Regions from separate parts of the Homo sapiens genome. Here regions 1, 2 and 4 are each linked to region 3. The links are chromatin contacts, found by Hi-C or POLR2A ChIA-PET in ENCODE. All regions are on one chromosome and are shown on one strand. Each heading gives the region's core, a stretch centred on a gene start or an enhancer-like site at or near the end of the contact. The rest is flanking DNA. Distances are from core to core; before and after follow the strand shown.

The links. Hi-C counts contacts between places; a loop is a spot of excess contacts on that map. ChIA-PET counts read pairs that join two places held with the same protein, here RNA polymerase II (POLR2A). Pooled maps may share reads with other maps.
Region 1: a pooled map shows a loop between it and region 3 (2.2-fold over the local background). The contact joins the enhancer-like site here to the promoter of SERHL2 in region 3. A Hi-C loop is called at or near these places in 1 of 50 pooled maps. POLR2A ChIA-PET finds 5 or more read pairs at or near these places in 2 of 52 experiments (A673 and naive thymus-derived CD4-positive, alpha-beta T cell).
Region 2: a loop to region 3 is called in a pooled map, with 2.8 times the contacts of the local background. The contact joins the enhancer-like site here to the promoter of SERHL2 in region 3. A Hi-C loop is called at or near these places in 1 of 37 single-sample maps with no recorded cell type and 1 of 50 pooled maps. POLR2A ChIA-PET finds 5 or more read pairs at or near these places in 2 of 52 experiments (BJ and activated B cell).
Region 4: a pooled map shows a loop between it and region 3 (3-fold over the local background). The contact joins the enhancer-like site here to the promoter of SERHL2 in region 3. A Hi-C loop is called at or near these places in 2 of 50 pooled maps. POLR2A ChIA-PET finds 5 or more read pairs at or near these places in 2 of 52 experiments (A673 and IMR-90).

Annotation. Positions count from the first base shown.
Region 1 is chr22:42,298,658-42,301,662 of GRCh38, reverse strand. It overlaps a transcript of TCF20 not described here. Among named protein-coding and RNA genes, the nearest start is that of TCF20, 30 kb to the right of the region's middle. RefSeq lists enhancers at 276-325, 336-445, 1-525, 526-1,204, 1,116-1,345 and 1 more. Within about 2 kb of position 1,327, at least 9 of the 41 ENCODE cell types and tissues checked have a DNase peak (open chromatin) inside an H3K27ac peak, as active enhancers do.
Region 2 is chr22:42,768,551-42,771,793 of GRCh38, reverse strand. No RefSeq gene overlaps it. Among named protein-coding and RNA genes, the nearest start is that of A4GALT, 49 kb to the right of the region's middle. RefSeq lists an enhancer at 2,046-2,105 and a silencer at 2,028-2,214. Within about 2 kb of position 1,618, at least 5 of the 41 ENCODE cell types and tissues checked have a DNase peak (open chromatin) inside an H3K27ac peak, as active enhancers do.
Region 3 is chr22:42,552,706-42,555,684 of GRCh38, reverse strand. SERHL2 (serine hydrolase like 2) reads right to left here and starts at 1,729. Exons shown (of 12, transcript NM_014509.5): 1 at 1,643-1,729; 2 at 598-747; 3 at 340-453; 4 at 1-21. The coding sequence starts at 1,664. RefSeq lists a silencer at 1,787-2,186.
Region 4 is chr22:42,395,474-42,398,434 of GRCh38, reverse strand. NFAM1 (NFAT activating protein with ITAM motif 1) reads left to right here. Exons shown (of 6, transcript NM_145912.8): 4 at 479-577. Among named protein-coding and RNA genes, the nearest start is that of LINC01315, 28 kb to the right of the region's middle. RefSeq lists a silencer at 1,318-1,612. Within about 2 kb of position 1,599, at least 9 of the 41 ENCODE cell types and tissues checked have a DNase peak (open chromatin) inside an H3K27ac peak, as active enhancers do.

The DNA.
Region 1 (3,005 bases), core at 78-2,577, 250 kb after region 3:
CCCCTCCCAAAGGTTTCCATTGCCCTGGAGCTACGCCAGGGAGCTCTGTCACCTTTGGCATGGCTCTTGCAGACACCTCCGCCTGTCGAATCACTTTGACTTAGGAAGCCCTGCTTTCTCCACCTCTGGGCCTGTGTGCATGCCACCTCCTTGGCTGGGAACAGTGTCCCCTCCTGTCCTCACCTTGCAGGTGGATTCCTCTTTGGAGGGACCAGGCCACGTGCCTTACCCAGTCCAGCCCCCACCATAGCCCCCTCACCCTGTGGTGGTGGTTGTGTGGTCACGTCTGTCTCCCCAAGGTGCACGCCTTGTCTGTCTGGCTCTCCTCTGTCTCCCTGGGGCGTGGCACAGAGTAAGTGCTCAGCAAACACTTGTTGAACCTATGAATGACTCCATCCTCGCCTTGTCCTGACAGCCCCATAGTGAAGATCTGAGCCGACCTCTCTCCTGCTTACACACCTCCAACGGCTCCCTAGTGCCCGCAAGATAAACTTCCGCATTTCTGAACCCCCACATCCACCTCCTCCCAGCCTTGCCTCTGGCTTCCAGCAGCCATTTACACCTCCACCCTGGTAAGTGCAGATGCCATGCTCTGCCCTAGGACCTTCCTTTGGGGAGACTCCCCTACCGCCACCCTACAGAGGTAGCTGCTTCCTCCTTGGAGGCCACACCTCTCTATCCTAAACACCCTCCCCTGTCCTGGCCTCTGAAGGTGGGGTTAAGGCTGACTCAGGGCCTTGGGGAGCAACAGAAGAATGAATGGTTGAATGCATGGTGCATTCTGCAGGTGGGGCTCGGGGGAGGGGAAGCTGCCCAGGTCTTGGCAGGGGGAGGAGGGAATGTCAGGAGTGGATAGGGAGGATGGGCTGAGCAGAGGCAAAGGCAGAGAGGCAGGCCTGGGTTAGTCATCAGGGTGATGAGTGGGGCTGAGTGTGTTGGCCCTGGGCTGGACGAGGGGTTTTCTGAGACCCTCCCCTGCCACTAACCTCCCTATACTTCCCTTTCCCAGCAGCCACAGCCCTGCCCCTTGGGCTGCTGACCGCAGGAGGCTTCAGGCATGGGAGTCCTGAGACCCCAAGTCTTAGCCCGCACCCCTTGAGCACTCACTGTGTGTGTCCCTGAACAAGTGCCTTTCCCTTCCTGGGCCTCAGTGCCCCCTGGGAAACAAAAGCGTTGCTGCCCACCATCAGAAGTGGGAGGTGACCGAGGTTCTGGGCCCCAGTCAGGACATGCTCTATTTGGCCCATGTGGCGCTTTTTTTCTTTTTTTTTTTAGTTTGAGCCAAAATTAAAACAGGGAAGTTTTCACATACAAATCTAGATTTCTGGCTTCTGTTGATATCTGGGCTGGCCCAGCCACGAGCTCTCACCGGCAGGAGTAGCTGGGTGGTCTTCACTCTTGGCCACCTGCCCAGCCTCCTAGCAGAGGCCCCAAAGCCCTGCCGCTCTCCTTGGGGGAACAGGTTTCAAAACCTGCCTCCCCTTACCCTGCCTTGAGATAAAACCGCATTCCCCTAACCCCCTGATATTCCAGACAATCTGCCTCGTTTTAAAATTCCTTCAGCAGCCCCAGGCCCAGCGGCTTCTACCAGCGAAGGAACGAAGGAACGAAAGGAACCAGGCTGCACGTGACTGCTTTGCGGCTGGGGAAGGCTTTGATGTTGCGGGTGATTTCAGCGCGCCCCTCCCCCTCCCCCTCCCCGCCCTTCCTTCCCCTCCTCTCCTTTCTTCCTCTGCTCCCTTTCCCCCTCCTCCTCCACCCGCTCCAAGCTTCCCTTCTACCCCTTTCTGTCTTTTCCCTCCTCCCTCCTCCCCTCCGCTTCCTTCTCCCCCTTCTCTCTTCCCCTCCCCCATCCCCACCACTTCCTCCTCCTCTGCTATTCTCTCTTACCGACCCCACTCCAGGTACCTGCTAATTGCACTTCCCTCCTGCTATTAATTACCTGACCTAGAGAGACCCCAGCCAGGTCACTCCTAGGAGGTCTTGAAGTGTTGGGGTGCGGGCAGGGGGGCCTGCGTTCGGGGAGAGGTACAGAGGTTGGAGAGCTGCTAGCTGGGACAGAAAGGCAAGAGGGACTGGTGACCAGTGGGACATGTGATTCCCCTCCACCCCCATTCCAGTTCCTCGGGGTTCCTGGGTGACCCACCACTGCCAGCATGTTCTGTTCATGAGGCCTTGAGGCCCCTTTGTCCTGGGGGAAATTGAGGCCCCAGGGCATTGGAGGTTGGCTAGGAGTGGGGAGGGGAGATGGGAGAGAGAGTCCATGGGGAGGGAGAGCAAGGTAAGGACTGTGTGAGAGGCAGATGGAGAGAGTGCCAGAGCAGGGGGCTGGATGTGGGGAGAGGGGCTGGGAAGGACCCTCAGTTCCTGCACCCCCAGCCAGACATGGCCTCACCTCCTTGCCGCCGTCCTCCCTGTGATTGTCCTCTGGGCTCACTGGTTGCTCTTGCTGTCTGCCTACCGCCCCCTTGCCCCCATCCTCCCGTGCCTTCTAAAGGCCAGAGAAGCCTGCAGGGCCAAGTCCAGATTTTTGGGGGTACCCCTCCAGGTCTCCGTTCCCCTCCACAGCAGGGGTCTGGGCAGGCGGTGGGTGTGGGAACCCTTGGAGCCCACCCATCACTGCCATGGTTATTCTCTGTTTCAGTTGGTCCACAGCTTCTAAGGCTGAGGACACACCAGTGGGTGCCTCCTCTGTGCTGGCCGTGGTGCCCGGCCCCTCCCTGCCCTGGGCCCTCTCGTCCTCCCCCGACTTGAGGCAGGGATGGCTCCTGGAGGCCGGGGCATTGGGCACGCTGGTTCTGGACTGTCCTGGGGAAGGCCTGGTGGGGAGGGGACTGCCTGCTGCTCTGGCCTCCAGGCTCTGGCCCATCCCTGCTGTGGTTTCTTTGGTCAAATTTGTCATCTAGGTGGGTGTCCCCACAAAAGGCAAGTGCAGAGATAGATGAAATTAGGGCAAACTTGCGACCATGCCAGCTGGTAGGCCTACTATGTGCCCAGCTATCCAC
Region 2 (3,243 bases), core at 369-2,868, 220 kb before region 3:
GAGCGAGACCCTGTCTCAGAAAAAGACATCAACAAACTTCCCACACTGGGAGAGCCTGCTCCAGGCTGGGGCCTGGACTCGACCGGTTGCTGTGTGGTCGTTCCGTCTTCCAGAAACCCTCCCAGCAGGTCATATTCCCATTTCACATGGAGGGTGAGTGAAAGGCAGCCCTAGGTGGCTCTCTCTAACTCCAAACGTATGAACGTGGGTTTCCCCAGCACCGTCCAACCCCAGGCCTCACTGGGACTCCTTCCCAAGCTTTCCATCTGATGCTTTTAGGGCCCAGCAGCCACAGGTGTCTCAGGGAGGATGCTGGGCCCAGTGCTGGACCCTGCCAGGCAGGCTCCCTCAGCCGTGGGGCGGGTGGCCGGTCCCATCTGGTGGGCCCATTCCCCCTGCCTGAGTGCACAGATGTGTGTGTGTGTGAGTTTAGTGTGTGTTCTTGGCCCATTCATCTTTCAGCTTTTGTGTTTTATTATGTAATCATTTTGCATGAGTGCTTAGTATATGAAAGATGTTAGTTAATATTTGTTAAACAAAACACATTTTGGATCTATCGATTAAAAAAGAAAAAGGTGATAACGACAATCCAAGGACCAGGTGGAAACCGGTGAAGGCTGGACTGAGGGCTCAGGCAGTGGTGCGGAAAAGGTACTTATTGTACTTCTGTTCTTGAGATGAAGCCAGTGAGGGCCAGGGGATGTTTCTGAACCTCTGCGCCAAGAGGAATCGGGTCAGCAAAGAGAGAGGAGTGGGAGACAGAGGTTCGTCTTACACACACAGCCTTTCCCAGGAACAAATTCTCTCTTAAAATGCAGCATTAGGAAATCACCTCAGAGCCGGGCGCAGTGGCTCACGCCTGTAACCCCAGCACTTTGGGAGGCCGAGGCAGGGGGGTCGCTTGAGCTCAGGAGTTTGAGACCAGCCTGGGCCACACAGCAAAACCCTGTCTCTAAAAATACAAAAATTAGCCAGGCATGGTGGTGGGTGCCTGTAATCTCAGCTACTCAGGAGGCTGAGGCACGAGAATCGCTTGAACCCGGGAGGTGGAGGTTGCAGTGAGCCGAGATCATACTCTAGCGTGGGTGACGGAGTGAAACTCCGTCTCAAAAAAATAAAGATAAAAATAAAAATTGCACCCCTCCCCAGCTGAGCATGGTAACTCATGTCTGTAATCCCAGCACTTTGGGAAGCCAAGGCAAGAGGATCTCTTAAGCCCAGAAGTCTAAGACCAGCCTGGGCAACATAGTAAGACCCCATCTCTACAAAAAACTGGGGAAAAAAAAATTAGCTGGGCATGAAAGTATGCACCTATAGTCCCAACTACTCGGGAGGCTGAAGCCAGAGGATCGCTTGAGCCTGGTAGGTCGAGACTGCAGTGAGCTGTGATCGTAACTCTGCACTCCAGCCTAGGCAAGAGGGCGAGACCCTGTCTCAAAAATAAATAATTGCGACCCTCCCCCACGCAGCTGCTGCTTGGCTCGGGAAGGAGCTGACTCTCCCCACTGATCCCGGAACGTCCCGCTCTGCGTGGTTACGTGGGCTCAGAGACCATTGTTTGCACTGCGTCCCGGGATGGATTTACACAGGACCACGTGCCTTCTGCTCCCTCCCACTCCCGTCCGCGTTCCCTGTTTGTGGTTCTTATCATTTTGCTCGCGTGAGTCATTGGTCTCGCCGAAAACAGGAGCACAGCGGAGGTCACGCCAGCTGCAGCCCAGCACGGACAGACGGATGGCGGCAGCCAGACATCAGGGGCTCCTCGGCTTCCCTCTGCCCGACACCTGTGCTGGTCCCGCCGGGTCGGCGGGGTCCTGCAGGGGCGCTGGGCAGAGAGGGTGCCGCCCAGCCGGGCTGAGAACCCACCTGTGCCCTGTGCCCTGTGCCCTGAGGCCTGCTCCTGGGCTGTGGGGGCCCCGTTCGCCCCCGCACCGGACATGACCTCTCCCACAAGCTCTCACTTCCTCTCCGCTGCCCTGTGGCTGTCCTCCTTGTCGCACGGTTGGCTGCCCTTGTCTACACCACGACGCCCTGCTTGGGAAGGCCCCTGTTTGTCCAGGCACCCAGGGCCGGAGCCAGGCACAAGGCATCACTGCCTGGACACCTAAGTCCAGTGGACGCTCCTGTGGGACCCGTGTCCCTCAAAGGGGCCCCTGCAGCTCCACACTCCAGCCGCCTCCCCCGTCACCTCCTCACCTCACCCCAGGCCCAGCCAGCCCCTGCGGCCCCCACCAAGCCATTCAGGCCACTCTGGAGGCCCTCACCTTCCACCCGCAGCCGGTGGGCCTGCAGACCCTCCCGATCCCGGACTCCTGAGCCTCCCAAGCCCACGGTCTCCACGTGACTCGAGCCACCCCCTCCCTGGCTGGGAGCCCTGAGGGTCCCTTCCTCCTGCCACGGGGTCTCCTGCCTCTCCACAGCGCAGACCCTCCCAGGTGAAGCCCTGAACCCTTCAGAATGGCCCAAGGGGCGCCTGTCCACCCTGCTGCCCCCCACCCTCTGCCCCTCAAGGCCTGGGGCATCCAGGCTCTATGACCTTTCCAAGGGTTTGCTGGAAGGAGCCTGGGGTTGGGAGCCGCTTGTGGAGGCGAACAGGCTCGTGGGCCATGACAGTCCCCTCGCTTCCTCCCTCACACAGAGGAGAGCAGCATCCACCGGGTCACCTGTGGGAGAGTTGGAGCCACTGGAAACGCGGGGCTCAGGGTGCCCGGCACACAGTGGGCCTGCAGGTGGGCACGGTCGGCCCCTCACAGAGTAAGCGGCTGAGGCACTGCCTGTGCTTGCGAGGTGCTCAAGTCACACCCCAGTAAACGGGGAGGGAGCTGCCTCCACCCCACCACCCACCCACCCACCCTCATCCATTCAGGTTCTCACACACACGCCCGTCACCGTCAGCCAGCGCCCCAGCCGGTCCCATGGCCCTCCCAGTTCCGTGAACGGCGCCACCTCTCAGGCCTCCATCCTGCCACTGGCCAGGTCACTCAGACTGTGGAGGGGAGGGTCTGACAGGCCCAAGCCCGACCCTGTGCCCCTCTCTGGCTGCAGCCCCGCATGCCTGAGGGTGGCTGGAGGGGGCCCAGTGCCTGCTGGGTGGGTGTCCCTTCCGGAGGCTCTGCAAGTGAGTTGCCTTCTGAGTCCGCGCAGGTGGTTGGTGGGATCTGGTTTCTGTGGCTATAGGACTGAAGTCCCTGTTCCCTGGCTGGCTGTCAGCCAGGGCCCAGCCTTAGCAAGTAGAGGCCTGTC
Region 3 (2,979 bases), core at 480-2,979:
AGAATCGATTCCATTTCAAGGCTGGAAATGCAAGGAGCCAGAAGGTCCGGCTGGGCACAGGCTCAGCCCACGATCTTGCTTCTAGTCCCCAGGCTCAGGAAATCCCTTCCCAGCATCTGGGGTGTCCACCCAGGACACTAGCTTGGGGGACCCACTGGAGGAAGCGAACTCTTCAACTTTCCCAAGATCTCCCGTGAATTGCTGGCAGACCTGGGGCCAGAGCCCAGGCCCCACTCTCAGGCCAGCGCTGCTTCCTGGATCCTACCCCGCCTCCAGTGATAAGAGGGGGTGCCCTAGAGCACCCCCCACACCGCCGAAAATACACACTCTGTTTCTTACCTGCCACAACTCTTCGGATCTCACTCACAAAAGTCTGGAGGTAATATGGGACACCTGGGCTGTAATGGGACGAGAGCCCATGACCTCCGAAATCCATGGCAACGTAATAAAAGTCTGAAACAGAGAGAAGCGGGTTGGAGGGTAGGAAGAGGTGTCTATGCCAGCTGTCTCCCCGCCCTCCTCATTCCCCTGCAGACCTCCCCCCTCACCTTCCTGCCCACTTTCCCCCTGGCCTTCCCTTCAGCCCCAGCCTCACACCTTGCGGGAGAAGAGGGATGAGTCTGTCGAAGGAGCTGGCATTGTCCAGCCAGCCGTGCAGGCAGAGAACTGGAGGGCCCTGCAGGGAGCCCCAGGCTTTGGCTGCGATGTGGCCCCAGGGCACAGCCAGCTTCAGCTCTGAGATCAGACCTGAAAGACACAGCCGGGTCTTTCATTCCTTCATTCATTCACCCATGAAGCTGGTGCTCCCTGAGCCCCTTATCTCTGCCTGATGTGCTTGAGCCAGGGGCTCATGTCCAGAGGGACTCAGACCCTTAGCTGCCCCAGAAGGTTATGGGGAGAGAGTCAGACATGGGAGTGGAGACTCCCAGAGGAGGGACAGAGAAGTTAAGCCGGAAAAAGCTGTGACAGGCCTCAGAGCATGCACCCCATTTAAACTGGGGCAGAACCTTCTAGAATGTGCTGGGGCGGGGGCGCTGGTCAGGCCTGGACCCCATCACTTGCTGGCTGGGTAACCTTGGAGAAGTTACTAAAACGTCTTGAGCCTGTTTCCTTTCCTGTAAAACCGGAGTAAAGAAACAGCCCGTTTCCTAAGCCTTTCCCAAAGGCCAGAGGGGTGCCAAACCCTCATACACGCAGCAGGTGGGACCACTGTCACTCTCCCTCCACAGAGCAGGAAACTGAGGCACTGGGAGCTGCAGTACATGCCCAAGGTCACACTGGGCGACAAGGGCGGAGTGGAAATTTAGGGCAGGCGGTGGGACTCCAGGAACCCCCACCGCCCCCACATCTGGCAGCCTCCTCCGTCTCTGCAAGGCTGGAGACTTGCGCACCCCCGACACCCACGCGCACGCTCGGCTAACTCAGGGGCTCCTGGAACCCTGGGAGGCCACGTGCGGCCGTGTCCCGGGTCCCCCAACTCCTGGCCGGTCGCGCTCTCATGCCCCGGGACTGCCGAGGAAGGAGCTGCGACACCCAGGAGGGCGACGCGGTCGGCGAACCCTCCACTCCATCCCGCCCTCTTCTACTGTCCCAACCAGGTGGGTGGGCAGTGGGACGCTCGCACAAGGCCTCCCCGTCAGACCTGGTGCGGCGTTCTCACTCATCGCTCTCGTCCCGCGAATGCGCTGCTGTCACTCCCTCACGCCTGGCTAGGTCGCAGGAGCAGAGTGACGCCCGCAATTCCGGGCCCTATCTCCAAGCTGTCCTGCCCCGCCCTACCCCAGGCAGGCCCCGCAACTCCAGCAGTCCCCGCCCCCACTCAGAAGGCCCCGCCTTCCCACCGCCCTGCCCGAGCCCCGGCGGGCCCTGCTCCCACAGCCGCGGGCTCCACCCCAGGAAGGTCCACCCCCACCGCCAGGCCGCGCCCCCACCCGCCAGGCCCGGCCTTCCCGCCACACTGTCCGCGCCCACCGGCTTGGAACCCAGCAGGGCGCCAACCCCCGGGCAGTCCTGATGGCCGCCCCCACGTCCGCGCGGGACCAGACCCGGGGAGCAACCACAGCGAGTTGGGCCTCTGAATGCTCGCTGGCCCGCGCCGCAGGGCTGAAGGCTACCCTTTGTTTAGTGGCTTACTAGCCCCCTTGACGGACAGCCTGCGTCCACCGTGTCCCCACCGTGTCCTGGGATTCTCAGCAGAGCCTGGCACAAGCCAGTCTTAATAATTGTTGTACAGGCCGGGCGCGGTGGCTCACGCCTGTAATCCCAGCATTTTGGGAGGCCAAGGTGGGCGGATCACAAGGTCAGGAGATCGAGACCATCCTGGTTAACATGGTGAAACCCCGTCTCTACTAAAAATACGAAAAATTAGCCGGGCGAGGTGGTGGGCGCCTGTAGTCCCAGCTACTCTGGAGGCTGAGGCCGGAGAATGGCGTGAACCCGGGGGAGCGGAGCCAGCAGTGAGCCGAGATCGCACCACTGCACTCCAGCCTGGGCGACAGCGAGAGTCCGTCTCAAAAAAAAAAAAATTGTACAGGTGAACAAATGAATGTATAAATTGGGGACGTGGAGGAACCCTCCAGGTGAGGGATTATAAACAATATCTGCCTGGAAAGGATCGAAAACCCCAAGTTATGAAGAGGATGTTTGGGGTGAGCAGATTCATGCACTAAATCCTACAATGAAAGAGGGAAAGTGCACCCTTTGAGTCTGAAACAGTGGCAAGTCTAGGACAAATAAGAACAAGTACTGGTAGTGAATTCTCTTTTTTTTTTTTTTTTTTTTTTTTGAAACAGAGTCTCGCTTTGTAGCCCAGGCTGGAGTGCCGTAGCGCGATCTCGGCTCACTTAAACCTCCGCCTCCCGGATTCACGCCATTCTCCTGCCTCAGCCTCCCGAGTAGCTGGGACTACGGGCACCCACCACCACACCCGGCTAATTTTTCTTGTATTTTTTTTAGTAGAGACGGAGTTTCACCGTGTTA
Region 4 (2,961 bases), core at 350-2,849, 160 kb after region 3:
TCTCAAATAATAATAATAATAATAATAATAATAATAATAATAATAATAATAAATAAAACCAAGGCCCAGAGGGGAACTGGCTCGCTCGAGGCCAGAGCCAGTGACAGCAGAGGAAGACTGGACACTGGACCTGGCTGGCACCACTAGGGGCCCACCCATGGCTGCTGGCTCGGTCCCTGGGGCCCTGCCCCACTGGCACTGGTCCCAGTAGCTTGGGTCCCTACCAGCCAGGTGCTCTGTCCAGGGACATCACCTCGTGTGGGCCTTTTCCATTTCCTGTGTCTCCAGGTGCAGGAATGGCTTGATGCAGGTCTTGTAGGCATTTGCCATGTTTCCCTGGAGAGGGTGAGTGGGAGGGACTGAGTGATGAATCTCTGTGTGACCTCATGACAATCTGCCATCCTTTCCCCTGGGGGGTCTGTGCGGGGAGGAAGACGAGAGCCACTCATCCCTGGCCCTGACTCCTTTCTCCCTACAGAAGCGGATGCGGGGTCCAGGGAAGGACCCCACCAGGAAGTGCCCAGATCCAAGATCTGCCAGCAGCCCCAAGCAGCATCCTTCAGAATCTGTCTACACAGTGAGTCCCGGGGCCCCCGGCTCCCTCCACCTCTTTCAGGCCTTAGGCAGAGTCTGTCTTGTACCAGGGTCTGTCTGGCTCAGTCTTGTACCAGCTGTGTGGACTCTCCTAGCCTCAAGTTCCTCATCTATAAAATGGGGATAACAATTCTTACCTCATGGAATTTCTCTGAAGCTGAAAAGAGATGACACGTGCAGGGCTCCTGGAAGGCATACGAATGTCAGGTGCCCCCCATGCCCTGTTCCCCTCCTTGGCATGGATCCTCATTCTGGGACAAGGGGTAGTGACGGCACAAGTTGGCGAAGAATGAAGAAAGCTCCTTCATCTGACCAAACAGCTCTTACCACTTCCTCCTGTTTTTATTGTATAAACAACAAAAATCACAAAAAGAGGAAGAGGTCAGGCGCCATCCCACGCCCTTAACACATCAGTGATTTGTAATGATTTGCTCTCTCCCCTCCTGGCACATGCAGATATTATCTTACATGGTCACAATCACAGCGCAGACATGCGTTGGGACCCTGTTTGTTCCACTCTCTGCTGTGTTGTAGGCATTTTCTGAAACAATTTTCCTGGAGATGTGGGTGCATCTCCAGGAAGTGGAAGGTGGGTGCAGCGTAGGGGCCGAGGAGGCCAGGCTGCCCCAGCCTGGCCAGCCAGCCAGCATGCAGCCCTCTGCCCAGCGGCTGGGGCCGGGGAGGGCTGGGAACACTCTTTTTGCTACGTTCCTTTCGGCTCCACGAACAACATATGCTCCAAGTAGAGCAAGGGAAGAAGAAATGCCACCCAGTGCCAGCTGGGGTCCCCATCTCGTGAGATCTGGCACCGCCAGGTGGGCTCCCCACTCCACGCCTGGAAGGCACACAGCCCTTCTGGGGCCCTGCAGGTTCCCAGGTGCACGCTCCCCAGGTGCACGCCCCCCAGGTGCACGCCCCCTGGCTGCGATGGTGCTTGGGTTCTGCTCGTACGTGCTGTCGTTTCTGTTCCCACAACATTGACTCACCCTAATAACGCCACAGAACACCACACAGAGGACGCCCAGGATACAGCCTTGTCTGCTGAGGATGGGGCGGGTGGCAGCGAGGCCAAGGAAATGTCCCTGTGGGGCAGTGCCAACAGTTCCAAGTGGAATGTGATGGTTCTCAAAGGGCTTTCAGCTTCCCCATCCTGGGGAGTTTCTGTCAGCCACGGTTTTGCACGTGGCCGGAGACTTCCTCATACTCTCTCCTGTCTCCCAGCATCTCATAGTGGTATTTTCCCTACCAGGGATTCTGGTGTCAACTGTTAGATGAAAATATTTCTCTCTCTCCCTCTCACTCTCACTTTCCCTCTCCCCCAGCATACACATATGTGAGATATATATATATATATATAAAAGAAGAAAATAACCAGCATCCTAATCCCATCTTCTTCCAGGATAAATACTAAGAACATTGACTAATATATTTTCCAGTATTTTTTCTATAAATATATACAAAGAAACCCATACGCACTCACACATACTTCTTTTTTAATTGGAGCAATACAGCTATTTTTTTCATGAACATCTTTCCACGTGAATAAATATCTTTCTATGAGATTATGTTTAACGGAAGAGCTCTTTTGAGCAGAGCTTCTTTTTGCCTGGGTTTCACAGCCTCTAGGATGCAGGCCGACTTCTCTGGAGTGAGGTGAACAGACCTAACTGCCTGCAGAGTTGCAGGCCAGCTTGGAGAGTAGAGGTCATAGAACTTTGCCAAGCCCTTGACATAAGGGTCTACCAACTGGGATTGGGCCTGGGCGGAGAAGAGTGACAGTCACAACGATGATGGTATCAAGAGCCATTTGTTGTGTACCTACTATGTGCCAGGGATCATGGCAGGACTTTACACCTGTTATATTTTATCAATCCTCTTGATAAGGTTTTAGGGTAAAGGTTTTGTCCCCATTTTCACTTTCTTTACTTTTCTTCTTTTCTTTCTTTTTTTTTTTTTTTTGAGCAGAGTCTCGCTCTGTCGCCCAGGCTGGAGTGCAGTGGCACGATCTTGGCTCACTGCAAGCTCTGCCTCCCAGGTTCATGCCATTCTCTTGCCTCAGCCTCCCAAGTAGCTGGGACTACAGGTGCCCGCCACTGCGCCCGGCTAATTTTTTTGTATTTTTAGTAGAGACGGGGTTTCACCATGTTAGCCAGGATGGTCTCGATCTCCTGACCTCGTGGTCCGCCCACCTCAGCCTCCCAAAGTGCTGGGATTACAGGTGTGAGCCACCGCGCCTGGCCTTCCTTTGGATTTTCTACGAACCCAGTCATGTCATCTATGAATAATGCAAGTTTTACTTTTTCCTTTCCAATCCTCATTATTTTATTTTATTTTTATTATTTATATTTATTATTATTTTTTTTTGAG